2 separate regions of the Homo sapiens genome follow, and region 2 is linked to region 1. A link is a loop called in an ENCODE intact Hi-C map of the cell type or tissue named here. Cell type or tissue: heart left ventricle. All regions are shown on one strand. Links, peaks and the distances in the headings refer to the core of each region. The heading gives the core; the rest is flanking DNA. Region 1 overlaps CCDC60 (coiled-coil domain containing 60). Region 2 holds the start of HSPB8 (heat shock protein family B (small) member 8).

Region 1 (15,252 bases), core at 2,681-10,680:
TTTATGCATTTAAAACTTGAATAATTTTCTGCTGTGAAAGATGAGGATCTAGTTACCGCATCCCCACACCACTCCCCACCCCTAACTCCCACCCTCCAAAAGTAGCCTTACCTTCAGCTCCCCTAGTGGTTAATTCTGTAATTAAAAAATATAGATGAGGCTGGGTGTGGTGGCTCACGCCTGTAATCCCAGCACTTTGGGAGGCCAAGGCAGGCGGATCCCCAGAGATCAGGAGTTCGAGACCAGCCTGACCAACATAGAGAAACTCCGCCCTTACTAAAAATACAAAATTAGCTGGGAGTGGTGGCACATGCCTGTAATCCCAGCTATTCAGGAGGCTGAGGCAGGAGAATCGCTTGAACCCGGGAGGCAGAGATTGTGGTGAGCAGAGATCGTGCCATTGCACTCCAGCCTGGGCAACAAGAGGGAAACTCTGTCTCAAAAAATATATATATATATAGATATATATATATAGAGAGAGAGAGAGAGAGTTGGGGTCTTCTTGCCTCATTCACCCTAGACAGCGTCTTTGACTCCTTACTTTGTGGAAGAGATGAGGGTCTCATCAGCTCCCCTTGCGTCTTTATTACTATTTTTACATTGTCAAGATCAATAGCATTCACATTCCATACCCATAATTCAGTTTCCCAGGCTTTGTCTCTGAGTTGTCTAAAAGTTGAAAAATCAACACATATTGAAGTTTTATTTTCATCCCTTCATCCACTCACTGAACAAATAACTGCCAAGAAGCCACTCTTTGTTTGGCATTGTGCCTGAAACCAAAAACACAATGTGACAAGGTCATACTCCTCGCATACATTGCAATGCTAGAATCCAGAGGAGGAGAGAGAAAACAGCATTTACAATGTAAGAGGAATAGCTGCTTAAATCAGTGGTTTTGAATATGTTTAAAATATGAATACAAAACATAATAAAAAGGTAAGCTGAATATAGCAAAAAAAAAAAAAGGTTTTAAATTGGAGCTGCTTGGTTTTCTTTTTACTTCATGAATATAAGCCAAGTCTTGGTGCTCCAGCCCCACCCACTTACCTACATACCCCCACTGATCCTCAGGCTGAAGCCAGAGCACCAGAGGATGCAATACACTAGGGTTTCTCTACTTCCTCCAGGGACTGAGACATGGTGACAGGCATCACGGCTGCATTTTGGTTTCATGTTTGTAAAGTTCCTTCATCAGCAGTGAGTCTTTACAGCATTCAATGTTCATAACACGCTGGCTGGAAATACCACTTTAGGGACAGCTAAGGACAAATATCTTCTTGTCATGAGAGGTGCCAGAACAGTCACCACAATGCCAGTGGGGTCAGCAGAGAACACCGAGGGGACATCCAGGGCCATAGGGGGGTATATTCTGACTGCCCTTGGCATGAATGTCCCATCCAGGTGGGGTGTGTGTACGTAAATGGAGCATAACACTAGAAGCCAGGTGGCCAAGTGCAGTAGGAAAATTAAAATTATAAGATGATGTATCTGGCCAGGCACTGTGGCTCACACCTATAATCCCAGCACTTTGGGAGGCCAAGGCGGGACAATTACTTGAGGCTAGGAGTTCAACATCAGCCTCGGCAACATAGTGACAACTCACCTCTACAAAAAAAAAGAAAAGAAAAGAAAAGAAAAAGAAATTTAATTAGCCAGGCATGGTGGCACGTGCCTGTGGTCCCAGCTACTTGGGAGCCTCAGGAAGGAGGATCACTTGAGCCCGAGAGTTCGAGACTGCAGCGAGCTATGATCATGCCACTGCACTCCAGTCTGGGTGACAGAGCAAGACCCTGTCTCAAAAATAAATTAATTAATTACTAAAAATATGTTGTATCTATCCAAGCACACATGCATGCATATGTACCAATTAAGAAAGCCCGAGATTGTTGTTCTACTTGCTTACCTTGGAAACGACCCAGTAGTTTCTTCACTTAATGATCACCACTGGGTTCATTTCCTGACCCTGTAGTTATATGCAGTCACTCTGCCCCTCCATGCCTTGGTAGTGGCTTTTTTTTAACCCATAAAATGGGCACTCCAGAAGGTGTATTTCTTATGGCTCTTGCCCAAACAGTTAGCAAATGGCAGAGCTGGGATTTAAAACCAAGTCTGTCTGATTAAGTCTGTGCTTTTCAATACTACAATCTACTGTCTCCTGTGGTAGTTCAGTTATGGAATGATCTTGTTTACAACCAAGTCATGCCCAGGCCGTGGACAAAAAATTAAATTAAATTAAAAATAAAAAGGTTTTCTCTGCTTTATTTTATTAGAAATAAAAAGGTTTTTTTTAAATGCATATGGGAGCCAGCTAATGGCTCACACCCTGAAACAGACCAACACATTTTTCTTGCCAATAGGGGAGACTGTTATAGTCAAAGAAGAGCTATTAATTTTGTGACTAGCCCCTAAAGAGAAAGTAAATGAGTTTATGTAACCCAAATCATCAACTGTTTCTTGTGGAGAGTTTATTCCTGTATAGCTGTATTTCAGTTACATATTTCTATGTGACAAATTACTCTAAACCTTAGCAGCTTAAGGCAACAAACATTGATTATCTCACAATCTCTGTGGGTCGGGAATCTAGGCATGGCTTAGCTGGGAGCCTCTGCTTCAGGATCTCCTGAGGCCACACTGAAGATGGCAGCTGGGCCTACAGTTATTTCAAGACTCAACAGGGAGACGGCTCACTCCTGAGCTCATACACTTGGCTATTGGCTGGTATCAGGTGCTTTCTGGCTGTAGGCTAGAGATGTATTAGGCTGGTGCAAACGTAGTTGTGGTTTCTGCCATTTAAAAGTAATAGCAAGGGCTGGGCGCAGTGGCTCACACCTGTAATCTCAGCACTTTGGGAGGCCGAGGTGGGTGGATCACGAGGTCAGGAGATCGAAACCATCCTGGCTAACACGGTGAAACCCTGTCTCTACTAAAAAAAATACAAAAAATTAGCCAGGCGTGGTGGCGGGCGCCTGTAGTCCCAGCTACTTGGGAGGCTGAGGCAGGAGAATGGTGTGAACCTGGAGGCAGAGCTTGCAGTGAGCCGAGATCAGGCCACTGCACTCCAGCCTGGGTGACAGAGCGAGACTCCGTCTCAAAAAAAAAACAAAGAGTAATAGCAATAACCGCAATGACATTGGCACCAACCTAATAAGTTTCTTGCTATGTGGACCTCTCCCAAAGAGAAGCTCACAACTTGGAAGCTGGTTTTCCCCAGATCAAGAGCAGGTGCCCAAGACAGAAGCCATGTTTATCCTGTAACCTCATCTCAGAAGGGACATTGCATCACTTTTGCCATGTTCTAGTCATTAGAAGTGAGTTACTAGGTTCAGCCCAACCTCCAGGGGAGGAGATTATACAAGAGTGTGAGTACCAGGAGGTGGGTATCATGGGGGATATCTTAAGAGGCTGCCTACCACAGACTCCGGTGTAGGGGAAAGCAAAACCTAGATCCTGATCATCGCCAACCTGGGTGCTGGGTGCCCCGGGATCTCCAGGCAAAATAAAAACACAGCTCTTGTCTTAGCAACAGTGTTGCTCAACCTCAGCACTCTTGAAAGTTTGGAGCTGATACGGCTTTGTGGGGGAAGAAGGACTGTCCTGTATATTGTAGGATGTTTAGCAGCATCATGGGCATCTACTTACTAGATGCACCACCCCCCAACCCCCAGCAAGTTGTGACAGCCAAAAAGAACTTCTGTAACACCTTGGGAAGTTGCCTGGTTATCTACTGAAGGTCTCCCTTGCAATGAGGAAGAGGAGGTATTGCAGCTACTAGGCAGCAGCAAGACCTTAATGAATGACATCTTTATTGTCCCCAAAATGTACTCCAGCCCTCACACCAACAAACAATTAAGAAATGCAAAAAGATAAATGATTTGAGATTTTGCAAACATAGAAGACTGGGATTTCACTCAATATCCATTTTCTGTGTTCTAATAAAACTTTATTTACAGAAACAGGCAGGCTTTTCCGTATCTTCTTGGTCCTCTGTGTTCCTTGACAGTTTCCCCGTGTGTCAGTCTTTGGCCTTCTAATCTTCATAATCTTAGTATCCTCTTCTCCCCTCCTCCCTCCAAGGCCCCCCTCTCTGTCTCTGTCTGTCTGCCTCTCTCTGTGTGTCTCCTTCTCACTCTTTCTCTCTCTCTGCCCTCTTTTCCCACCTCCCTCTCTGACAGTTAATTCAACACTCCTTACCTTAACTTCCAATTCCATCCTCTTCTCAGAGCTCCAATCCATGCATTAATGACAGCCTCTTAGCCACCACTCTTGTTCCCAGATTCAGCTCCAAAGACTCAAGAGTTTGGCATCAACCTGCTCCAGCCTCCTTATAGTCCCACGATACTCAATACCCTGACGCTCTCCAAGATACATTGTTATGTCAGGGGAAATCAGGACACAAACAGTGCTACCATGTGTATTTGTGTGAAAGGTAGATGCTAGTGTTGGAAAGAGTGTGTGTGTGTGTGTGTCTGTGTGTGTGTGTGTGTGTGGTTTCCAAATCTCTCTGGAAGGATACACAAGAACTTGATAACACTATTCATTTCCAGGGAGGGAAATGAATGGTTTGAGGACAAGGTGGAAGTAATACATTTTAAAAAGTGATGTACCTTTTGATACATTTTTTTAAACCATTTGAAAATACTACTTGCTTTAAAAAAACTAAAGTAATAAAAAATGAAATGACAGAAAACTCAGTGCTCCATCTTCAGTCCTTCACTGGGCCCTCACCCCTAAGCTGATTTTGCCGAAATGGCTTCTCAACAGCATTACCAGCTTCAGGAATGTTCTCTCCTGCCTCGTGACATCAGGAAAACCTTCATCACCACACCCCAATACACACACACACACAGGCACACACACACATCCCATACTCTGCATTCCAACCATTCCAGCTCCTTCTGGTTCCTTCTGTCTGAAACACCTATAGGGCAGAAAAAGTAAAACCCTTTACCTCACCCATCACAGTTCTTGGATGATATCCCCATAACAAAAGACGTATTAATGAAAGAAAAGCATAACAATTTTTTTTGAGACAGAGTCTCGCTCTGTCACTCGGGCTGCAGTGCGGTGGCGCGATCTCAGCTCACTGCAGCCTCTGCCTCCCCAGCTCAAGCAATTCTCCTGCCTCAGCCTTCTGAGTAGCTGGGACTACAGGCACGCACCACTACACTCAGCTAATTTTTGTATTTTTTTTTAGTAGAGACAGGGTTTTGCCATGTTGGCTAGGCTGGCCTCAAGTGATCCCCACACCTCAGCCTCCCAAAGTGCTGGGATTACTGGCATGAGCCACTGCGCCCGGCCACATTTATTTTTTTAACCGAAGTTTTACATAACATGGGAGCCTTCAGAAATGGAGACCCAAAGACCAAGGGAAAACTGTGTTTTTATGCTAAGTCTGATGAGAAGAGTGGATAGTTGTAGAGAAACGTGATTGGACAAAAAGGGGTGTTATCTAAAGGTAGTAAACCTAAGGGGAGGTGTGCTTAGGAAGGCATGTTTGTTCAGATTCTTTTCTGTGTCTCTGTAAGACATTTTTCCCCCAGGTATGGGACCAGAAACATGTCACATAGAACCATCAGGATGGAAGGGAGGAGGCCAGACAGTAGCCTTTCTAGGTTTTATGGCTTGCTTTGGGAGAGCGAAATTCTAGTTTCTGTGAGCCAGCTTGGGGGTGAAAAGCCTCGTTCATGTTCTGAACCCGGGAGGCGGAGGCTGCAGTGAGCCGAGATCACACCACTGGACTCCAGCCTGGGCAACAGAGCGAGACTCCATCTCAAAAAAAGAAAAAAATTGTTATGCTTTTCTCTCATTAATATGTCTTTTGTTATGGTGATGTCATCCAAGACCCTTGTGATGGGTGAGGTAAAAGGTTTTACTTTTTCTGCCCTATAGGTGTTTCAGACAGAAGGAACCAGACAGAGCTGGTTCTCACCTTGGGGGTGAGAAATTCCAGTTTCTATGACCTTCTCGGGAGAGAAAGAGGAGAGGTGGAAAGAAAGTCAGAGAGACCTTGTTTCTGAGCCTGTTCCCATCTCTTTCCATCCAAAATACTTAGCATGCCAAGGCACCATGTTTTGGGGTATCATGTTCTGAGCCCCGATACACCCTTTCCCCCAAGTTTTGTGTTCAGCACAGTCTGAATCGCTGCCAACAACCCTTCCAGCCCCCACACGGTTTGATGCCTGCACTTTCCTACATTGTAGTTAAGTGTCTCCTACTAGACCACCAGATCCCTGAGGAAAGGATGGCCCCTTGTTCAGCACCACATCCTCAGATATTTTCTAACTCCTAATAGATATTTAAGAAATATGTGAGCTGCTCTTGCCCCTCACTGAGCCTCAAAAGGTAATCCATGTAAATTTCCATCGAATGGCATCCAGGGGACAGCATTGTAGAATTCATATCCCAGCATCTCTGGTGTCACACTAAAGCTCAGCCCAAGAGTCAAGCTTCATCCAGCCCCAAGCAGCTCTCCTGAATCTTGGCTCTTTTCTCTTTCACCAGTGGCTTAAGCTCAGCTCTGCTTCTGCTCTTCACATTAAAAAAAAAAAATGAGGTTAAAAGTTATTAGCCAATGGGAGGCTGTGTTTCTTTGGACCTTCAGGGGGTTCACTTGATTGTTGCAGAGATGTCAACTTTATCTTCTTCCAGGGAGAGAGAAAACGGATGGAAGCCACTTGGGGGCTTAACCACCAACACACATCCTTCTTATCAGGACATTGGCAATATGAAAGGATACTTTCTTAGGTCACTCTTTGTTTCATTTATCCAGGATGAATTGCCAAATAAATTTTTTCATTTCCAAGAAAGGAAGTAAACTGTGGTGTAATATGCAATAAACAGAGCCCTGCAGCCAACAGGATACGTTTAAACTTCTGGTTCTAGCCCTCACTCACTCGCTGGGTGACCTCTGGCAAGTTATTTAACTTCTCTGGGTCTCGGTTCTCTTAATCAGAAAATAGAGATAATCATGCTATCAACTTTTGGAGTGGCTGTGAATATTTAATGAGAAAAGACAGGTAAAGCCCCCCACCCCCCCCCACCCCCCCATGCAGGAATGGTAATGGGGCACATTGATGCTGCTGTTCCTTACTGGGTCTGTGGCAGACATTGCTAATCAATCACAGATACTTCTTCTGATAAGACTGGACTGGAGGACACTCCAGACAGAATGACTACTCGTGGGTAGATTGAAGCTAGCGCTCAGATTGGAGCCCATTTGCCATCTCAAGCCTCCCGCATTTCCAGACACGCCATTTGCAAGGTTCACGATACAGAATAGAGTGGTTGTCACATCCCGGGGCTCCTGTTTCCTGAAGCTCCTCCAGGACTTTGAACAGCAGCCGCTAGCCCATCGTACAGATTCCCATTAGCTCCCAGGGTCTGACAGCTGGACTGCTGGCCCCTCATACCTAGTCTTTCAAAAGAGCTTATGAGATTAATGCATTTGATTAATTTTTTTAACTGGGTGGATAACACATTGGCTGTTGGCATGCCAGCTCAGTCTCAGGGCTGCTGGGGGCTCATTGATGCTGGCAGCCAATTTCCATTTCAATCAAGTGAGAGAAGAGGGAGGCAGAGAAAGAGATTAAAAGAAACCAGGACTTGATTGAAAGCTATGGCATCTAGCGCCACCTACTGTTATATCGCTGCATCGCTACTTTTGCTGACCATCGGGTCACTGACAGTCTTGCTCGGCCCTTAAGGCATCGCGGGGGGAACATTTTCGTGATCTCACACAAGTTATATTTTTCATTCATAGCTCATAATTGATTCAATGTGTATAAACTACAGGTACTCCTGGTATAGTGAGAGTAATAGTGACATTTCCTTGGCTTGTTTTGGTTCACAAAGCCCTGTGTACCAAGTGGGCCTCTCAGCATCCTCATGGCCCCTGCATGAAGATTAGGCAGTGCCAGGTGGGAGCCCGGAGGTACACAAGAGATGACTTTCTTCGGGTCACGCAGGTGTGGTGCATGGAGAGGGGATTCCGACTCCACATTCTTTTCTCCTGAATCCGTCCCTTGTCCACCTCTGCTCCCCCAGCCCACCTTGGGGCCTGGCTCCTCAAGCCCCTCAGAGAGCAGTCCCCACTCCATATGTGCCAGTGCGTAATGGGGATTTTACTGAAGGGTTCACAGAAGAGAGGGAGAAGGTTACATTGCACCTCACACAGGAAAAAACAATAATACAGTCCTTTAGCTGCTTGTGGGTTCTTTTCTGGATGTCAGTTCCCCCTCCCTCACCTCTTCTCCCAGGCCCCCTCCTAACCCTGCACTGTCTATCACTCTGGTTTGCTTTTTTTTAGATGGTATCTCACTCTGTCACCCAGGCTGGAGTGCAGTGGTGCGATCTTGGCTAACCACAACCCCTGCCTCCTGGGTTCAAGCGATTCTTCTCCCTCAGCCTCCCAAGTAGCTGGGATTACAGGCACGCACCACCACACCCAGCTACTTCTTTTCTTTGTAGAAGAGAGGGGATTTCACCGTGTTGGCCAAGCCGGTCTCTAACTCCTGACCTCAAGAGATCTGCCTGCCGCAACCTCCCAAAGTGCTGGGATTACAGGTGTGAGCCACCACGCCCGGCCACTCTTGTCTTTATTAGCTGGAGCCATCCTCACTGTGTGTCTCCCTCAACCCTCTTCATACTCACCTTCCTTCTCAGCAAACCCTTCTTTAAAAACAGGAAGGATTTAAGAAAGAAAATAGTGGAATAATGTCTTTCCTTCCAGTTCAAAGGATGGGAAGACTGAATTTTCAGGGAGGCTTAATGGCTGAGGACTCAAGTTTTTTGTCTTGTTTTGGTTTTTGTTTTTATTTCATTTTGTTTTGTTTTTAGAGACAGAGTTTTACTCTGTTGCCCAGGCTGGAGTGCAATGGTGCAATCATAGCTCACCACAACCTCAAACTCTCGAGCTTAAGTGATCCTCCTGCCTCAGCCTCCTGAGTAGCAAGGGCTACAGGTGCATGCCACCATGTCCAGCTAATTGTTTTGTTTTTTGTAGAGAGAGAGGTCTCACTATGTTGCCCAGGCTGGTCTCAAACGCCTGGCCTCAACTGATCCATCTTGCCCTCCCAAAGTTCTGGGATTACAGGCATGAGCCACCACACCTGGCCTGAAACCTAGTTTTAAATGCAGGAAGACCAGGGTTCTCATCCTGGTTCTGACCACTGACCAATTGTGTAACCTTGAACAACTTCATCTATTCTTCCATTTCTCCTTCTGTAAAAGGGACAGTTATTTTTTAATAACCATCTCATTGGTTTGTTGGAAGAAGTAAATGAGATTGATAATGCAAAATGCTTAGCACAGTGCTGATGTGTAGCAATTCTTCAATAATTTGTCAGTTTCGGTGACTTAGCCTCACCTTTTTTTCCACTCACTGATTAAAGGGAGATTCCATTCACTTAGACTAAAATGCAAATAGTGTATCTCTCCAGAGTTGTGCAGCGTCCAACCTGTGCATCCTTATATGACAGCCTGCCAGGCTTACAGAGACCAAGGAATGCATCACAGCAAAGAGTTAAAGGATAAACCACAGCTAACAAATTGAAAGTGAACTGATAGCACAAAAGCATCCTAGGAAAAAAGGGCAGCAGGTGCAAAGACCCTGTGATCAGAATGAGCAAGACACTTAAGGGAGGCTCACTGGCTAGACCATAGAGATCAGGACAGTGGAGCAATGCAAGATCACACTGAAGGCAGGAGCTAGATCACAGAGCTGTGTAGTTCCCATCAAGGATTTTGGACTTTAGTCTAAAAACAATAAGGAAAATTTTAGGCAATGGAGTCATGGGATTGGGTGTGCATTTTGGAAGGGTCAGCTATGTGGACAATGGACAAGGAAAACAAGAATGGAGGAGAGAGGTCATCGGAGGCTGTGTCTGTTGTCCAGGTGGCTTGCAGCAGCGTGGGAATGACACTGGTGGGAAGACAATGGAGGGAAAAGACTGGAGAGCTCTCTAGGAAGCAAAGTCAACAACTTGGTAAATTAGCTCAGGGCTTAGTAAACTTTTTCTGGAAAGGGCCAGATGGTAACATTCTAGGCTGTGCAGCCTCTGAAATAACTACTAAACTTCGCTGTTATAACAGGAAAACATCCACAGACAGTAATAAGCACATGGGTGTGACTGTGCCCAATAAAACTGTAATATACAAAAGCCAGCTGCAGGCTGTAGTTTGCTGATCCCTGGATTAGATAAGGGGAGGGGAGGGTATCAAGGATTGGAGGGTACTGAGCTCTCCCACTTCCTGTCTCTGTGACCTTGAATAATTGACTTAACCTCTCAGATACTGGGTTTCCTTTCCAGGAAAACAGGAATAAGGATTCCTTATAGGGTTGGCATGAGGATTAAATAAGGCAGTGTTGGCGAGGCGTAGTGGTTCACGCCTGTAATCCCAGCATTCTAGGAGGCCAAGGCAGGCGGATCACCTGAGGTCAGGAGTTCGAGACCAGCCTGACCAACATGGAGAAACCCATCTCTACTAAAAATACAAATTAGCCGGGCGAGGTGTTGCATGCCTGTAATCCCAGCTACTCAGGAGGCTGAGGCAGGAGAATTGCTTGAACCCAGGAGGCAGAGGTTACAGTGAGCCGAGATCACACCATTGCACTCCAGCCTGGGAAACAAGAGCAAGACTCTGTCTCAAATAATAATGATAATAATAATAAGGCAGTGTCTGCTGTGGGACAAACAGGGAGGTCTCATTCATGAACACACTCCAGTGAGGAATATCCAGCTACATTCAAAATGGCCATCAAGGGTAGAAAATGAAGTTCTTTATTACTGAGGCCCTTACACAAAGAACAAATAGAACTTACACAGAAAAATTGGAATCTTTAGGAAGGGGAAAAAAATCCCTGCTGATTACAGCTTTCCTCACACAGCTCAATAGATTTTTTTTTACTTCAAAACAACTCTATAGGTGGGAAGAGGGCTCCAGCCTGAAGCAGGACTGAAGAACAGATAAATTGCATGGCATTAAATAGAATGCTTATTTTGCTGGTTATCTTTTTCTTTCAGGTGCCCTGAGTTTTTTCAAAAATTTCCCCACAAATCAAGGGTTGGGCCAGGATTTAGAATGGAGTCTTTATAAAGAGATTCCCGGCCGGTCGACGTGGCTCATGCCTGTAATCCCAGCACTTTGGGAGGCTGAGATGGGCAGATCACCTGAGGCCAGGAGTTTGAGACCAGCCTGACCAACATGGTGAAACCCCATCTATACAAAAAAATACAAAATTATTCGGGCATGGTGGCACATGCCTGTAATCCTAGCTACTTGGGAGGCTGAGGCAGGAGAATTGCTTAAACCTGGAGGCAGAAGTTGCAGTGAGCCAAGATCGCGCCATTGCACTCCAGCCTGGGCAACAAGAGCGAAACTCTGTCTAAAAAAAAGAAAAAAAGAACATTCCCACCCCTCCCCTCATCAAAGTTTAACTCAGTAGTGTTCTCAATTGAGGGTGATTCTGCTTCCCAGAGGACACTTGGCAATGTCTGGAGACATTTTTATTGTTGTAACTTGCAGGAGAGATGCTACATTGTATGATGTACAAGAAAATCCCCCACAACAAATAGCGATTTGGTCCCAAACTTCAGTCATCCTGAGGAAGAGAGATCTTGTTAACCAGCCTGGGATGTTGCCTGGAGGAGGAAATGGTTTATCTTTACTTTTTGGAATACATCAGCAAGATTTTTCTTTCTACCCCCCTTTTTCCTTTTTCTCTTACTTTATCTCTTTTATTGGCTTTTGGCTGACAGGCAGGCATACAATCCTCCTTCCCAGAGCACCCAATTTCCTTTTATGGAGTTACTTCTGCTCTATTAGATACAATCAGGCTCTGTCCCCCTAGTTATTTAACTAGTACCTGGTCCTGAGCAGGTGCATAGTGGCCCCAGAGAGCCCAGTAAAGGAAGTGGTTAAGGTGTGACCTTAATTAAGTCCTCAAGAAGAGGTACTGACATAGCCAGGGCCTCAACACTTAGCCAAAACAAACAAATCAACCAAAAAACTATGACAGGTGGTGACTTGTAGGTTCTGCTGGGCCACAATTTCTCCAGCCTCAGGGGCATGGGTCCTACCTTTGTTTCCCAACTTCATCCAAGCTCCCACCCTGAATGTCAGCAAGAAGCCCAGACCCTTCCTTTATTCCCAAAGCACGGCTTCCATAAGGCAGTCCTGCTTCACTGACATTTACGGAAGACCCAAGCAAATTAACTGCAGCAAAGGAAAACCTGAAACTGGGGTTTCAGTCACTTCATATTTTTTCCCTAACTTGTAAAAGATTGTAGAAGATTCCAAACCTACAGAAAGTTTGCAAAAATAGTACAACAGGCAGTCAAATACCCTTAACTTAAATTCACAATGTTATCTTTTTGTCATGTTTTTAACATGTTTCCATATTTTTCATATGTATGTATGTATGCATACATGTGTGTATATATGTATGTATGTACTATATATATAATATGTGTGTATATTTACAATTTTTTAAGCTGAGCCTCTTGAAAGTCAGTTACAGACACTTCACACCTAAACACTTCAGCATGTATTACCGAAGGACATTCTCCTTCATAGTCACAATACAGTTAACACAGAAATTTCACATTAACCCAGTGCTATTATCTTTTTCTTTCTTTTTCCTTTTCTTTCTTTCTTTTTTTTTTTTTTTTTTTTTTTTTTTTTTTTTTTTTTTTTTTTTTGAGATGGGGTCTCACTCTGTTCCCCAGGCTGGAGTGCAGTGGCGCAATCTCAGTTCACTGCAGCCTCTGCCTCCTGGGGTCAAGTGATTCTCCTGCCTCAGCCTCCTGAGTAGCTGGGACTACAGGTGCACGCCACCACGCCCAGCTAATTTTTGTATTTTCAATAGAGACAGGATTTCACCATGTTGGTCAGGCTGGTCTCCAACTCCTGACCTCAGGTGATCCACCCACCTCAACCTCCCAAAGTGCTGGGATTACAGGCGTGAGCCCCAATGCTGTTATCTAACATAAAGTTCATGTGCAGATGTCCCTAGTTATCCCAGTCATGCCCTTTATAGCCTTGTCTCCAGTCCAGCATTCAATCAAGGGACCATGCATTTCATTTAGTTGTTGTGTCCCCTTGGTGTCCTAGAGAAACAGATCTTCTGCCTTCTTCCTCTTTTATGACATTGTTAGAATACAAAGAGGTGTATCCCTTGGACTTCTCTCCAAGAAAGAACTTGCCAGCAGGCGGCACAGGTAGCTGAGACTCTCCAGCTGTTGACACCGCCAGCATCCACAGCAGCTTTCATGCAGCGGAAGTCAGAAGCTTCCCCAGAAATTCCCCATCAGTGGGCACTGGCCATTTCTGCCTTGTGCTTGGGCTCAATCAAGCAATCTTTGCTCTGGATCTCCCTGTTGCATTGGCTGGACTCTGTCAGATCTGCATCATGGTCTAGGGCTCCCCTGCCAAATCCCACTTCCTCCTCCTTTTCTCTTTCATGGGCTTACCCGCAATGAGCATTTTGTAGTCCTTTCTCCGTGTCTGCTTCCCAGAGGCCCCAACAGACACAGACATTGACATCTTTTAAGAGTCCAGATCACCTATTTTGTAAAATGACCTTCACTTTTTATTTTTCTGATTGCTTTCTCATGATTAGATTCAGATTGGACCTCTGGGGCAGGACATGTATGTAGGTGATGTAACCATGTAGGCGATGCTGTGCCCTTCCCAGTGCATCACTTCAGGTTCACCTGATAAGAGTTTGTCCTGTCATTGGTGATGCTAAGCATAGCCATGATGGTTAAAGTGGTGTCCGCCAGACCTCACCGTTATATGGGTATCTCGTTTCCTTTGTAACGAATCATTAACCTGTGGGGTTAAACCTTGAGACTGTGATGCATTCATCTTCTCATTCATTCAGCAATGACAGAAAGAATGCAGAGCCAGGCCCTGTACCATGTGCTGAGTATCAGAAGCTTCCTTCCCAGGGATCATTGTTCCTTCTCCTCTTCTTCCCAGAGGACTCCTGCTGCTTTGTCTCCCCTAAGTTCTCAGTAGAGGACTTGCTCGTCTCCCCAGATGACAGTCTCTCCTTCTACCACCTCTCCCTGACAATCAAAATTTCCTATAAAAGATGCAACCTGTCTTCAACAAGGAGAGATGTTAAATAATTCTTTTTTTTTTTTTTTTTTTTTTTGGAGACAGAGTCTCGCTCTGTCGCCCCAGGCTGGAGTGCAGTGGCACGATCTCGGCTCACTGCAACCTCCGCCTCCTGGGTTCACGCCATTCTCCTGCCTCAGCCTCCCGAGTAGCTGGGACTACAGGCACCCACCACCACACCTGGGTAATTTTTTGTATTTTTAGTAGAGATAGGGTTTCACCGTGTTAGCCGGGATGGTCTCGAACTCCTGACCTCGTGATCCACCCGCCTCGGCCTCCCAAAGTGCTGAGATTACAGGTATAAGCCACCATGCCCGGCCTGTTAAGTAATTCTATAGTATATTTCCTATTTCAGTTTGAAGGATCTGTGTGTGGATGAGGTCACTAATTCTGGGTATCTCTATGTGGGTAGGTACACATCTTACATTCTTATGACAAAAAAAATACCTCACTCTCCCCAAAAGGAACTGCCTATCAACACCATAAAACCACCAAAATGGAGTATTATTCAGCTACAAAAAAAAGAGTGAGATCCAGTTATTTGCAACAACATGGATGGAACTGGAGATCATTATGTTAAGTGTGTTAAGTGAAACAAGCCAGACACAGAAAGACAAACATCACATGTTCTCACTTATTTGTGGGATCTACAAATCAAAACAATTGAACTAATGGACATAGGTAGTAGAAGGATGGTTATTAGAGGCTGGGAAGGATAGTGGGGGATGGGGGGCAGAAGGTGGGAATGGCTAACGGGTACCAAAAAAATAGAAAGAATGAATAAGACCTGCTATTTGATAGCACAACAGGTTGACTATAGTCAATAATAACTCACTTTTTAAATGACTAAGAGTATAATTGGATTGTTTGTAACTCAAAGGATAAATGCTTGAGGGGATAGATGCCCCATTCTCCATGATGTGCTTATTTCACATTACATGCCTGTATCAAAACAACTCATGTATTCCGTAAATATATGCACTTATTATGTACCCACAAAAATAAAAAATAAAATATTAAAACCACCAAAAACTTAAACATCCGTGTGCAAGCTAAGGTCTCCGGGTTCATGTGTGTACTCCTGCCATGATCCCGCCTACTCTGTTCTTTACAGCTTCTCCATAATGA
Region 2 (15,252 bases), core at 2,405-10,404, 230 kb before region 1:
AAAAATACAAAAATTAGCCGGGCACGATGGCGGGTGCCTATAATCCCAGCTACTCGGGAGTCTGAGGCAGAAGAATCGCTTGAACCTGGAAGGCGGAGGTTGCAGTGAGCGGAGATGGCGCAACTGCGCTCTAGCCTGGGGGACAGAGTGAGACTCTGTCTCAAAAAAAAAAAAGAAAAGAAAGAAAGAAAAATTCAGTTTTGGCATGAACTCTGCTAAGTCTGTTTAGTAGCAACCACCCATCTTCGATTTCTGATCACCCTCGATATCTGATTAGTTTCCTCATCCTCCGCGGTCCCCCAGGTGATGTCTGAGCACCCTGGCCTGTCTTCAGCAAGAATCCTCTTAGGTTAGCTGAGCCCGAATCCCTCTGACTCCTGGACTTCCCTCCTAGTAAATTTCCATTCGCTGACCCCCCACCTGCTTCTTGGCTACAAATTCACACTTACCCATGACCTACTGGGAATCAAGTCTAATCTTTCTCCCTCACTGCAAAATCCCATTGCAGGGGTCCCTACATCTATGGAGAAAGTTTCCCTGCCCAGTAAAGTCTTGCTTGTCATACTTTAACAAGCGTCATATGAATATATATATACACATTAAAAAAATTTTTTTTTTCCTTTACCAATCTCCCCAGAGGGCATTGAGGCTCTAGGAGCTTGGCCATCTTGTAAGTGGGGATTGCAACCCAGGGCCATCCTTCAAATCCACTGGGCTCCTGTCTCTCTCTTCCCTTTCTGCAGGTCCCCAGGGGAAAGGCAGGATACGACACGCTCTAGGGAAGGTATTTCCAGAGGGTGACCTGAGCCCTCAGCCAGGCTCGGGGTTATTAATAGCCAGGCCTTAGTGCCCCGCTCGGGGAGGGCGGCTCCAGCTCCTGGAGCAAGAGGAGGGCGGAGCTGAGCGGAGTGGCCAGGGGAGGAGAGAGTGTCCGGAGAGGCCGGCTGAACTTGGACGCGGCCCCTCCCAGCTCCCCCCACAGCCCAGCTGTTCCCTCCGCGGATTCTCCGGGGCTGGTTCATCACCTCCGAATATTCCTGTGACAGGAGACGCTTGCAAAACCCGCCTCCAGCCTCCAGCAGCAAATAAATAGAAGGCTTGCAGCCCAGAAGGAGCCAGAAGAAGTTTCTAGGCGCGCGTGCCCTGGGTTTATTAAGCTCCTGGCTCCGCTCTAGACCTCAGCGGTTCTGGCTGCCAGCCTGGGCAGCCTGGGAAGCCTGGGAGGACGGTGGCTTGCCGGTCTGTCGTGAGGCAGTGCGGACGGGGACCCTCTGGGATTCTGCTGGATCTGCCCCGGGGGTTACCTTTGGGGGCTGGGACCCCAGTCGAGGGGACACAACCGTCCCTGGCAGTGGTTGGTTCTGCTTCTCCCTGCAGAAAAGCAGCATTTTCGGAAGCTGAAGAATAAGCTAGCCCAGCCACACCACCTTGTTGTGTGACCTTGGGCAGGTGGTTCTGTCTCTCTGAGCCTCTGTTTCTCTCTGAGCTGAGCAGCCACCATGGCTGACGGTCAGATGCCCTTCTCCTGCCACTACCCAAGCCGCCTGCGCCGAGACCCCTTCCGGGACTCTCCCCTCTCCTCTCGCCTGCTGGATGATGGCTTTGGCATGGACCCCTTCCCAGACGACTTGACAGCCTCTTGGCCCGACTGGGCTCTGCCTCGTCTCTCCTCCGCCTGGCCAGGCACCCTAAGGTCGGGCATGGTGCCCCGGGGCCCCACTGCCACCGCCAGGTTTGGGGTGCCTGCCGAGGGCAGGACCCCCCCACCCTTCCCTGGGGAGCCCTGGAAAGTGTGTGTGAATGTGCACAGCTTCAAGCCAGAGGAGTTGATGGTGAAGACCAAAGATGGATACGTGGAGGTGTCTGGTAAGTCAGGGGCAGGAGGGAGAGAGAATGGGGAGGCCGGGATGTAGCCCTCAGCCCTGGGAATAGCCAGAGAAAGTTTCCTGGGAGCTGACGTTGGGACAGTGTGACACAGGTGACCTCAGGGCTCAGGAATGCAGCCTGCAAAGTTATCTTTACGGAAAACTTCTCTCCCGGCTCCCAGCAGAGATCTTAACCTGCCTGACTCAGCTATTGGGGCCTCTGGGTGCTCATCAATCATGGTACAGACAGGAAAATAGAAACCATGTTGGATATTTTGACAGAGGGCATTTAATATAAAGAATAGGTTAAGCAGATATCAAAGAATTAAAAAACAAAGAAGAAACGGGATTTTGTGCACTCCAGCATCATAACAGAGTCTAGAAGTGCACGTTAAGGCTGAACAATGATAGTGTTAATAACCGCAACTGGTTTCCGGTGAAACACCTCTCCTTGTCCCAGACAGGGAAACTGAGGCTTACCAGTAATTGTAGTAACACTAACTGGTAACTCTGAGTGCTAACTATTCGCTCAGCACTTTGCTAACTGCTGTTGCCTATAATATCTCAGCTAATACCACAACCAGAGGAGGTGGGTACTGTTTATCTTCTTTTTTCAGATGAGGAAACTGAGGCACGGAGAGATTAAAGTAACTTGTTCAAGGCCACCAAGGAGTCAGACCCAGGTTGTCTGGGAATTAGGAGGCCAGAAAGAAGAAGTGATGATTTACTGAGCACCTACTAGGTGCCAAGGGTGGGCTGACATTCTTATACTTCTCCAAAATCATCCTCAGTCCACTCCAGGGTAGCAGGGTAGGCCCATCTTGCAGCTGAGGAGGCTGAGGCCTAGGTGGGACTCGTTCACAGTCATGCCATGAGTCAGCAATAGGAGTGGAGTAGGGACTGGGCCTATGCACAGCTTTAGGCCCAGGGCTCTCACTGCCGCATCCCACCCTGGGAGAAATAAACATACTAGGGGGAAAAATGAGAGAAGACAGGAAGCTCAGCCCCTGTGAAGCTGGGCAGTAGAAAAATCTTTCTTTTCCTTCCCTCCTGATTAACACTCCATTAAAAAGAATGTGTTCCCGGCAGAGGCTTGCCTTCCAGAAAATCAGTCAAAGCCATTGCAAACACAGGCTGGGCAGGAACAAGCCCCAGCAGCATTCAGGGGGAGTTTCAAGCCAGTCCTGGTAGAATTATAAACATCAGAGGCTCCAGCGGGTGTGGTGGGCTGGGAGACACGCTGGGGCCACGTGCTGATGACAGGGTCAGCCAGATTTCTGAGTTGGCTGGGGAGCAGGGCATGAGTTCCGAAACTGGCTCCAACTTTAACCAGCAGGATGTGCAAATTACTTCACTTTGTGCTTCTGTTTTGTTTCCTCATCTGGAAATTAGGGTTCAAATGGTTATACCATAAGGATTGTTGTTTTAAGTGAGGTGATGCTGTAAAATGTGTACATACCTGTGAACCCAGAAAATCTGAGACAGATCTCAGTTCATTTAGGAAGTTTATTTTGCCGAGGTTGAGGACACTCCCATGACACAGCCTCAGGAAGTCCTCCTGTCACATGCCCAAGGTGGTCTGGGCACAGCTTAATTTTATACATTTTAGAGAGACATGAGACATCAATCAATATATGTAAGAAGTACATTGGTTCGATCTAGAAATGCAGGACAACTTGAAGCAGGGAGGGGTTTTCCAGGTCACAGGTAGGTGAGAGACAAATGGTCGCATTCTTTTGAGTTTCTGATTAGCCTTTCCAAAGGAGACAAACAGATAATGCATCTATGTCAGTGAGCAGAGGGCTGCCTTTGAATAGAATGGGGGGTAGGTTGGCCCTAAACAGTTCCCAGCTTGACTTTTCCCTTTAGCTTAGTGATTTGGGGGCCCCAAGATTTATTTTCCTTTCACATTCTATGACCTGGAACACAAGGAATTAGTATTATTATTGTCGTCGTTATTGTTATAGTGTCAGGCATCCAGGAAGGCCCCAATAAATAATGAATAATAGATGCTCTTTGAAACCTGGGTTCAGATCCCAGCACTGCTGTTCACTAGCATGGCGGATGTGGACGAGAAAGTCTTCATCCCTCTGAGCCTCATTTCTCCTATTTGCAGAATGGAGACCATAATAATATCTGTCCTGTAAGGGTGTAGGAAAGATTAAACATATGCAGACTATCTATGATAATATATGCGGAGTGTCTATAAAATGGAGCTAATAATAGTGCTTGCCTGGCACTCTGTAAACAGACCGATTATCACCATTCCTTCTGTCCTTGTTTTAATTAGGGTCTTAGATGCTTCTAGCCCAAGTCCAAGGGTCGACTCCACCCTGTGGTCCCTCTAGGAGACCCTCTGTCCAGCCTGGAGGGTTTTTCACCATCCTCTTTTGTAGGTGCTTCATAACAGGTGGGGTCTGGCAGCTCCATGTTGAGATCTCAGCTAAGTATCTTACTAATCCAGAGGCTTTGGGTGAGTCATGCAGTCTCAATTTCCACGTCTGTAAAATGGGGTCATTGGGAGCTTAAATAAGACAAAGACAAAGCTTTTCAGACATGCAATTAGTGACATCGGCTAGACAAAATCCAAATTCCCTGAGAGTCCATACAAGGGCTTTCATAAAAGGGGTTTAAAAATAAAATTGATATCAGGAGCTCTATTTAAGAAGCAACTTTCGGGCCGGGTGCGGTGGCTCATGCCTGTAATCCCAGCATTTTGGGAGGCCAAGGCGGGAGGATCGCTTAAGGTCAGGAGTCTGAGACCAGTCTGGTCAACATGGCGAAACCCCGTTCTACTAAAAATACAAAAATTAGCCGGGTGTGGTGGTGAGCGCCTGTAATCCCAGCTACTCAGGAGTCTGAGGCAGGAGAATCGCTTGAACCTGGGAGGTGGAGGTTGCAGTGAGCTGAGACCGTGCCACTGCATTCCAGCCTGGGCAACAAGAAAGAAATTCTGTCTCAAAAAAAATAAAAAATAAAAATAAATAAAAAGCAATTTTCAAGGGAAGTTGGAAGTCAGATCCAGTTTCCCACCCTATACCACAAAATGACAAATCCGTTCCTCCACAAGCACGTGCTAAAGGCCTACATGTGGTGGCTCAGTGGTTCCTCACAAGGACCTCCTAGGAAGTGTGGGTAGGTTTGTTAACCCCATTATACAGATAAGGAAGCCGAGGCCCAGAGAAAGTAACTCACCTGAGATTACCCACTTCTCCCTGGCAGTGTCTGACATTCAATGTCAGGCCTCTCTGGCTGGTTCTGAGTCAGGATGGCTGGATCTACTTCTGGCGGTGTGGCCCTGAGCAAATCCCACAGCCTCTGGAGCCTCAGTTTTACTGTTGGTCTTATGAAGAGGTAGACAAGATCAGAATTTACCAATGTACTTCAAGCTGTTACTAGGCATCTAGAAACAGGAGCAGGAGAGTTCAAGGTCTTGTATGGTGCCAGTAAAAACAAAATTATAAACAGGTCTTCTCACTGCAGGACTTATCAGAGCCTTTAAGTCACTAATGTAGTTTATGAATCTCTAAGAGGCAGCCCTATCTTATCTGACCACGTATGAGTGTCTCATTCAAGGAAGTGTTTGGAAAATGCTGGACTAGACAATTTCCAGCAAGCCTCAGATTCCCCTACCCCCATCCTGCAACCACCAGCCAAGAAATGTTCCCTTCATGGGCCACTGGGCCAGACCCTGGCTAAGATAGAGACTGGAAAGCCCCAAGGCCTTATTTCCACCCCTTCTCCTTAGTCCCAGGGACTCTGCCTTCCCTGGAAACAGCACTTTCTTTCTTTAGCTGGGCCAATAGTGTTCCACCTACATTTCTCTGAGGCATGTTGAAAAAAGCATGTCTGCAAGGGGTTTCTGACTTCTCCTAGCCTCTGGATGTATTTCTAAAAATCATAATAATTACTTTTTTCAGTTTACAAAAATAAAATGTCTTCATGATAAAATATGTAGTTAGGAAAGCAAAATAAGAAATTAAAAATCACTCATAATCCTTAAGCTGCCCCAATCTAAGTAGGCAAATGATAAGCAAATTGAGTTTCAAGATGATCCTCCTAGCAACACTCTCTTTAAATGAGGTTAACCCCACCTCCAGGCCCCTCTTTTGGAAATCTTGGAGCTTTCCCTGCTCAGAGATCCTCCCTTCCCTCACCCCAATACCCTATTTTCAGAGCAGACAGAGGCACCTAGTTTCTGAGGAGCAGTCTTTTCCCCAAACATCAAAATAAACCACAAGTGTTTACCTTCACATGGTACTTTTACAACTTCCAAAGCCATTCTGTGACTCGCTTTCATTTGCTTCCTACGGTAACCCGGTAAGATAGGTGTCGTCATTCCCATTTCAGAGAAGAATAAACTGAGGCTCAGAGAAACTTAGAGATGTGCCAGGAAATGTCAGAGTAGAGACTTAAGTCCAACACCCAATATTCCAGAACCTGTCTGCCTGCTTTTGAATCTTTGCACCAGTCACTTCCAAGCTGTGTGACCTTGGATACAGCACTTAACCTCTCTGAACTTCGGGTTTCCTATCTACAAAATGACAATAATGAAAATGCCTGCTTATATTATTATTTTACTATTATTATTTAAGGTTGTTGCAAAAATTAAAGGAGTTGATACAGATAAGGTGCTTAGAACAGTGGCTGACACCAAGGAAGCGCTATATTACTTGCTATTATTATTTATATTATCAGTTTTTATTCCCAGGACACCAGCATGCAGGAGGATTCTAGGATGCAAAAGGGCTGAGTCAGAGGCACTGGCCTGTCCCCAGGGGAAGCAGGTCTCCCGGCGCCCTGGCTGTGGGGAGGGTACCAAAGAACAGACAGTGCTCTTCTGGGCACAGGCCTGTGCTAGAGCCAGGCAGTTGGTGGTCATGGAGTTGGCAGCACAAGGTAGACTCTTTAAGCGGCCACACATTCACAGGATAGCATGTTCTGGTTAGCCAGACACTCCAGTTTAAAATGAATTTCTTTTGCTGAGAGCAATTTAGGAACATAGATTAAGCCTTAGAAATTCTGGAAGTTGCATTAGTCCTCAGTTAATCCTAAAGAAGTCATAGGGCGGCCTGGTGTGAGGTTCTAGCTACAAGAATGTTCAGGGCCACGAAGTTCTCGCCAACGTTGGAAACTCTTCAGCACCCCAAAGTAGGGGATTGGTTAAATTAGCTCTTATGTATTCCTCAATAGAACACTGCAGCCATTAAAAATTATGTTGTCAAAGAATATTTGGTAATATGGAAAAGTAATTATAATGTGTTAGCAAGAGAGAAAAATAAGTTCCAAACATAATGCAGAGAACTATCCCATTTGATAGAATACTGATATACATGGATACTATGTAACATTTACACATTTCTGAGAAACATAGAAAAGTCGGAACATATAAAAGATATTATTAATAGCTTCCGTGGGGTGACAGGATTATAAGTAGTTTTGATGGCTTTTTTTTTTAATTTTTTCTTTTGTTATTGTTGTTTTTTTTAAATTTAGAGACCAGATCTCACTCTGTTGCCCAGGCTGGAGTGCAGTGGTGCATTATAGCTTACTGTAACCTCAAACTCCTGGGCTCAAGCAATCTTCCCACCTCAGCCTCCCAAATAGCTAGGACTACAGGCACACACCATCACACCTGGATAATAATAATAATAGTAATTATTATTATTATTTTGAGACAGAGTCTCACCCTTTTGCTGGGCTGGAGCGCAGTGGCGCGATCTCGCCTCACTGCAACCTCTGCCTCCCGGGTTCAAGCAATTCTCCTGCCTCAGCCTCCCAAGTAGCTGGGACTATAGGCACGTGCCACCATGTCCAGCTAATTTTTGTATTTTTAGTAGAGACGGAGTTTCACCGTGTTGGCCAGGAAGGTCTCGATCTCTTGACCTCGTGATCCACCTGCCTCGGCCTCCCAAAGTGCTGGGATTACAGGCATAAGTCACCACGCCCTGCCTATTATTATTATTATTATTATTTTTAGAAACAGTGCCTCTCTATGTTGTCCAGGCTGGTCTCAAACTCCTGGCCTCGAGTCATCCTCCTGTCTCAGTCTCCCAAAGTGCAGACATTATAAGAGTGAGCCACTATGCCCGGCCTATTTTCTGCATTTTCTAACATACACATGCACTATCTTAAAGCACAAAAAAAGCTATTAACAAAGAAATAATTAAAAGTAATTAGCTATAAGTTGTCAGTTTAAAAAAATCTGGACTGCTATATTCAACAAAGTTGTTTACATTCTAGATTTCAAGGCCCCTCAGAAGCACCTCCCTGTGTAAATGAGGGTTCTTGCCTCCAGAAGGTGGCCCCACAAATGAGGAGTGAAAAGTAACAGCCGAATGGCCCCACTGTTGTACTAATCTTGTTTGTTTAAAGAGAAACTACAGACACTCTCTCTATTAAAGAAAAAAAGAATGAGGAGAGACCGAGAGAATTAGAATGTGCTATATACATTACAAGATCAAAACCAGTTTAGGCCCAAGTCTTCTTGTAATTTCATCTTTTTCCTCCCTGAGGGGGTTGGGAAGCCCTCTCTTACCACAGGTTAAGAGGCGAGAGGTCTGGTGGAATTTCACATCCACAGTGCCCTTAGGAAAAGCTGGGTGTTTTTGGCAGATTGAAGCATTCTTTTTCCAGGCTGTGCTTTCACTACTGGGTACAGATAATGTGGCTTAAAGAGCTAATCGGGAGCTGGAACAGACAGAAATTCAAGAGCAGAGAGGCATCAGGACCTAGAACTTGGCCTAGACTCAGAGAGAGCTGATTCAAAGCTCAGAGCCACCAGGGACCTGCTGGGCGACCCTGGATCCATCACCAAGCCTCAGTTTCCATGTTGGAAACAAAGGGAGAACGACGTCTGGGCTCAGAGTTAGGAAAGCACTCTGTTAGCTATAAAGCAAGCTACATGGCAGAGTCGCCCTCAGCATGTGACCCCGCTTCAAGCCTGCCATCCAGTCTGGGATGTCAGACCCAGGGTTCTACTGGCAGGTTAGAGAAGAGGAGTCAGGTGGGAGACTTGGAAGATTTGGTACAACACATGGAAGATTTGGTACAACACAGAAGTTTCTGCGATTTCCTCAGACTAACCCTTAATTAACTACAAACCACGGTCTACGCCTCCTTTCCATCAATTATCTTATTTCACCTTCATAGCCAGCCTTGGAAGTGGACTTAGGTGGGTCTGTATGGCAGACAAGGTCCTTGAGGCTTAGATAACTAGAGTCTCTAGGGTAGGCCTAAGTCACACAGCAAGGCAGGTCCAGGGCCAGGATTTGAACCCAAGCCTCAGTCCTGAAGGATGCCCAAGGAACATAGATGCTGACACGCCACACTTTTCTTCCTTCCAGGCAAACATGAAGAGAAACAGCAAGAAGGTGGCATTGTTTCTAAGAACTTCACAAAGAAAATCCAGTAAGTAACCTGGAGTCATGGAGCTCAGGGTGGGAGTGGAGGAGGGGGCACACCTGGGACCCATGATCTGGGGTCTCTCCCTCTTGGGCATCTCTCTTTTAAGACACCTCCTTGGGGCAGGGAATTGAACCCTCACACCTAACGAGGAGAAAATATCCCAGCAGACCTGTAATAGGGTCCCAGAAGGGGGAGCACATAGATTGCATCATCTCATCTGCTCGGTGCCCTGTGAGGTGGGTATTAAAAACCCCATTTTATTTATTTATTATTTATTTATTTATCTTGAGACCGAGTCTCACTCTGTCACCCAGTCTGGAGTGCAGCGGTGTGATCCCAGCTCACTGCAACCTCCACCTCCTGGGTTCAAGCGGTCCGTGTGCCTCAGCCTCCTGAGTAGTTGGGATTACAGGCATGTGCCACCATGTCCGGCTAATTTTTTGTATTTGTTTAGTAGAGATGGGGTTTCGCCATGTTGCCCACACTGGTCTTGAACTCCTGGGCTCAAGCGATCCACCCACCTCAGCCTCTCAAAGTGCTGGGATTAGAGGCTTGAGCCACTGCACCCGGGGAACAACTCCCTTTTATAGACTAAGCATCTGAGGGTAAGCAAGACAATGACTTGTCCACAATCACACAGCCCCTACCCATGGGGCATAGCTGAGGGAGGACCCCTGTCACCATCCAGAAAGACCATCCCCTGATTCCCCAAATGCCCCAGCAGAATATCTTCCAGGCTGCTTGCTCAGCCTCTGCCCTGCCAGGAAAATGAGCACCTTCTCTAGGGCATCCACAAAAATGAAGTTGGAAAGTGTCCTGAGAACACTGCATACTACCCAGAGAGGTTTGGAGGCTGAGACACTGGGACACAGGAAGAGCTATTTTGCTGAGGGGAGTAGAAGGGATTCATGTTTAACAGGGAAAGGGAGCCTGGGGGAACCGTGAGAGCAGCCAAGGACAATCAGGCTGAGGCCATGAACCAAAGCCACCACGAGCCCCTAGCTGGCAGTACCTATAGGGAGCAGAGTTGCACAGTGTGGTCACGATGGCTGCACTTAAACAACTGCCAGGTGCTTCATACATACCTTCTCCCTAATCAGCAATCAGCGTCACTCCACTATGTGCGTTTCTGGCCCCTAAACTCTCTCTCTCTCTCTCTCTCTTTTTTTTTTTTTTTTTGAGATGGAGTCTCACTCTGTTGCCCAGGCTGGAGTGCAGTGGCACGATGTCAGCTCACTGCAACCTCTGCCTCCTGGGTTCAAGCAATTCTCCGGCCTCAATCTCCCAAGTAGCTGGGATTACAGGTGCATGCCACCATGCCTGGCTAATTTTTGTATTTTTAGTAGAGACGGGGTTTCACCATGTTTGGCCAGCCTGGTCTTGATCTCCTGACTTCAAGTGATCTGCCCGCCTCTGCCTCCCAAAGTGCTGGGATTACAGGTGTGAGCCACTGCGCCTGGCCCCTAAACTCTTTTCCAAGCCATCGTTGCATTTAGCCTTTGCAGCAAAAGTGTGCATCGGAGAGGAGACATGACCCTCCTTGCAATACAGGGAAACTAAGTCTCCCACAGGTGAAAGGACATACCCAAGGTCTTTACAGCTAGAATTTAGAAGGGCCCAGAATAGATCCCTGACCTCTGAGTTCCATGCTCAGTCCTTGGGCAAGGAATGCTGTTTCCTCATCTGTGAAAGGGATGCTGATTCCAGCCTTGCAGAGTTCCTGGCTGAAAGTGACATAAGGTCATGGCCCAGCGTAGGTCCTCATAAGTGGGAGTTCATTATTACTATTGTTATTGTTGACTCTTAACTTTTCCATCAGCCTTTGCAAAGAAATTCTGTGTGTGGAGAGATCACACTAGCTGAATTCTGAGGCTTCTTCCAGCTTGGGATTCTACATTCCTGTCTCTTCCCCCACATGTCCGTCCCTGGCCCTCCCACAGCCTCTGCAGTTCTTGGAAGCCTGTGGACACTTCCTGATAAGGCAAACGCCAAACCATTTGTTCTTCGTGTTTGCTGGCTTGCCTGGCATCTCCGTGCCCCACACCTCTCCCTGGTTTAGCAAGCAGATTAAACATTGCTGAGGGAGAGGAAGGAAGGCAGGGGGTGGGGGGAAGCTGATGTCAAGGCTCAAATGAGGTCTCAGGGTGGAGTCACAAGCAGGGCATAGCTGTAAAAGGGACTGTGTAAGAAAGAAGTGAATTAATCATCTTAAAAGGGGTGTGTGTGTGTGTGTGTGTGTGTGTGTGTGTGTGTGTGTATTTCACATGCTCCAAGGCCTTAGGGGAGATAGCTTGCTGGAAGTAACCTGATGAGAAATGCCTGAAATTGCTCCAGGCTGGTGCTCAGCTGCTGAGCTGGGCTAGTTGTTAAAATATTCAGTGGTCCCCAACCTTTTTGGCACCAGGGACCAGTTTCGTAGAAGGCAATTTTTCCATGGACTGGGGAATGAAACTGTTCCACCTCAGATCATCGGGCATTAGATTCTCATAAGAAGCATGCAACCTAGATCCCTCGCATGCACAGTTCACAACAGGGTTCAAGCTCCTATGAGAATCTAATGCCACTGCTGATCTGACAGGAGGCGGAGCTCAGGCAGTAATGCTGGCTGAACTGCTGCTCACCTCCTGATGTGAAGCCTGGTTCCTAACAGGCCACAGATGGGTGCCGGTCCATGATCCGGGGGATGGGGACCCCTGAATATTGGCTAGCTATTGCCCTGAGCCCTCCCTAGCCAACCCCAGTCACTCTGATCTTGTCCCCAGGACCCTCTAAACCTCTCCACCTTCCAACAACTAAAGGGTCCCAGGACCCTCCTCCATCACTATGACATGCACCCATCCCTTCTGAATGGTCAGTGCCCAGCTGCACTAGTTGTTAAATATTTTGAATCTCAGCTCCGGGTGCAGGGAGTCCTGGCTCCATGAGAAAGTGAGTGGGTAACTTGGGGCAACTTGCTTAACTGCTCTGACCTTCCATTCCCACATCCCTGCATGGAGGGGTTGTGATGGGAGTGAGAGGATGTGTATAACGCATTAAGCATGGAATACAGACTCAGGGCTTGGTCCATGGGAATTAATATTATGAAAAGGCTTCACAAGGCTGGACTCACACTCCAGCAGCTGGGACTCCTGGGAGCTCCTGGCTCTGCCCAGACTCTAGACACCTAGGAGTCGAACTGGGGTCTGGGACACCTCTGGACCAATCTCAGGAGTCCTCGTTGCCTCCTCTCCCAGGGAAAACTCCAGTCATTAGAGGACAGGGAGATTCCTTCAGCCAGGCTGAGATCCTTGGAGATTTCCACCCAGGCAGGATGCTGCAGCTGTTTGCCTTAACCATGGCAAGGAAATTCATCTCAACACATCCATCTCTGTGTGAAAAGCCCCATTTGGACTGAATAAGGAGGAGAGGGAGAGGTCTTGGGTCTCAGCTTTCAAAGTCCATGATCTTCCTATTTGGTTAGGGGAAACCAAATTACAGTCATTTGCAATACCGTCATTCACATCCCATCTTCACTATTTTTTGCCTTATATGCTTACATTGCTGTACCATGATTTACTAAAGGTTTTTTTTTCTTTTAGATCATCTCATTTTTGATAAAGTTAAATTCTTATCACTGAAATGTTCACTGAGGAAAGCGATCATGAAATAAATCCAATGAAAGCAAACTGTGGTTAAATTCTAACTAGATAATATTGCCTGCCTAAGGGCCTCAGCTCTCTCATTGTTAAAAAGGGAAGGTAGCAAGTGATAGAGGCTAAAGGCGTTAAAGGCATGTTAGTACTTAGCAGAGACATTCCTTCAGATGTAAGTAGAAGCACTGAAAGAGAACTGAAGAGGAATTACTTTCCCACCAAATGGGTTTAAATACAAGTCACTTGGTTAGAGACCTTGGACTTGTCTATCTCTCTGAGTTTCAGTTTCCCCATAAGTAATATAAGAGCATTGTCATGGACAATCAGGAAGATCCTTTGGGGCCCTGATACTCTGTGGTTCAATGATCCTGCAATTTGTATGATACTCCATCTTGCTGTCAAGATGCCAACATGTAAGGTCAAAGACTGCAACGTAATTCTCACTCCACCCTAAGAGGTGGGTACTATTATTGCCCCCTTTTTTTCTGCAAAGAAACAGGTTCAAAGAGTCAAGATCACCAGCCCCATGTTGTGTGGTCAGGAAGAGTCAGAATTTGAATGCACGTCAGCCTGCCTGCAAAACCCATGCTCTAGGCCATAGCCACCCTGTCACACTGTACCTGGTGTGCACTGGGTTGGTGTGCACATGGTTAAACAGTCAGCCCATCCCCAGCATTGGGAGGGAGGTCTAAACTTTTGACTTTGTCTCCGCTTCAAAAGCTTGACTTGGCAGCTTTCTAGTTCCCTCTTTTTCTTCCAAATGGGCTTCCCAGAAGCAGCCTTGTTCATCTCCATGGTTCCAATCTGGCAAGGAATCTCCTGGGTAGATACGGCTCATGTGGCTACAGGTTGTTGTACCCACAAAAAAAGAAAGAAAGAAAGAAAAAAAAAAAACTCCCCAGCCCCTCCAGAAGGAGTCCTGCCTATGATCAGGAATGGGCTTACCTCATGCCTTGGTTCTTTCATCAAGACCCTCGTATTTACAATAGGCAGAGCCAGCAGGGATCAGTGGAAAGATTTTGATTGAACTGCCGGTCCTTCCTGCCATAGTCCTTCTTTCAAATGTCTGGTGCTGGGGGAGGCAGGAGAGCATCATGGTCAGATACTCTGAGTTTGGAGACCAGGATTCCAATTCCATTTCCTATCTGCCATTTGCCAGCTGAGCAACCTTGGGCAAAGCAGTTCACTTCTCTGAGTCTCAATTTCCTCATCTGTAAGATGGGGATAGCAATGGAATCTGCCTGGTGGGATTATTGTTAACACCAAAATGATATGATTCAGCTAAAGTACCTGGCACATAGAAAGTACTCAGAAGGTCATGGATTTCATGGTTAAAAAAAATAATGGCACCCCAATGAGATCACTAATATGTCCTCACAGTTTTAATAGTTTGTTGAAGAAACCAAATTCTCAATAGTCTCATTCACCCAAAGCAATCCAAAAATCATAAAAATACCTTATTAGAAGTTGGACCAGATTTAGGTTTAGAAATTCCATCTTCGATGCTTTCTCACTTGTTGAGCTTGTCATTTGATTTCCCCCAAGTCTCTGTTTAGTGATCTGTAGAATGGGCATATTAATTCTTACCTCTTAATCATCCTCTTACAATACTCCAACCAAGTATTGTCTATAACTGAGTTTTAAGAACAAGATAATTGGCTGGGCTCGGTGGCTCACGCCTGTTATCTCAGCACTTTGGGAGGCTGAGGTGGGTGGATCACAAGGTCAGGAGTTCGAGACCAGCCTGGCCAACATGGTGAAACCCCATCTCTACTAAAAATACAAAAATTAGCCAGGCATGGTGGTGGGTGTCTGTAATCCACACTACTCAGGAGGCTGAGGCAGGAGAATTGCTTGAACCTTGGGAGGCGGAACTTGCAGTGAACCAAGATCGCGCCACTGAACTCCAGCCTAGGTGACAGAGTGAGACTCTGTCCCAAAAAAATAAAAGGAAGAACAAGATAATAATGATCTGCTAAGTGATTGTATTAGTCTGTTTTCACACTGCTGATAAAGACATACCTGAGACTACATAATTGATATATATATGAAAAAAAGAGTTTTAATGGACTCACAGTTCCACATGGCTGGGGAGGCCTCACAATCATGGCAAAAGGTGAAAGGCACGTCTTACATGGCAGCAGACAAGAGAGAAAATGAGAACCAAGCAAAAAATCTTATAAAACCGTCAGATCTCGTGAGACTTATTCCCTACCATGAGAACAGTATGGAGGAAACTGCCCCCTACCCATGATTCAATTATCTCCCATCAGGCCTCTCCCACAACGTATGGGAATTATGGGAGCTACAATTCAATATGAGATTTAGGTGGACACAGCCAAACCACA

The links. Hi-C counts contacts between places; a loop is a spot of excess contacts. Peaks named below come from ENCODE experiments on the same cell type or tissue, not always from the same donor. Only the 100,000 strongest peaks of a DNase experiment are listed, where the experiment ranks them.
Region 2: it touches region 1 in a loop (4-fold over the local background); 6 of 110 quality-filtered maps call a loop at or near these places.

The regions. Positions count from the first base shown.
Region 1 is chr12:119,405,732-119,420,983 of GRCh38, forward strand. The region is part of intron 1 of CCDC60 (coiled-coil domain containing 60); the gene reads left to right. The region is part of intron 2 of PRKAB1-AS1 (PRKAB1, TMEM233 and CCDC60 antisense RNA 1); the gene reads right to left. Among named protein-coding and RNA genes, the nearest start is that of CCDC60, 79 kb to the left of the region's middle. In heart left ventricle, for the core only: CTCF peaks have their summits at 7,631 (motif pointing left) and 7,830; a DNase peak (open chromatin) is centred at 7,648.
Region 2 is chr12:119,177,814-119,193,065 of GRCh38, forward strand. It overlaps HSPB8 (heat shock protein family B (small) member 8), which reads left to right and starts at 1,118. Exons shown (of 3, transcript NM_014365.3): 1 at 1,118-1,866; 2 at 9,212-9,275. The coding sequence starts at 1,500. It overlaps HSPB8-AS1 (HSPB8 antisense RNA 1), which reads right to left and starts at 6,282. Exons shown (of 3, transcript XR_007063482.1): 1 at 6,114-6,282; 2 at 5,061-5,208; 3 at 3,354-4,389. RefSeq lists an enhancer at 721-1,470. In heart left ventricle, for the core only: no CTCF peak of the experiment used is centred there; DNase peaks (open chromatin) are centred at 3,100 and 6,673; H3K4me3 peaks cover 6,110 bases; H3K27ac peaks cover 8,000 bases.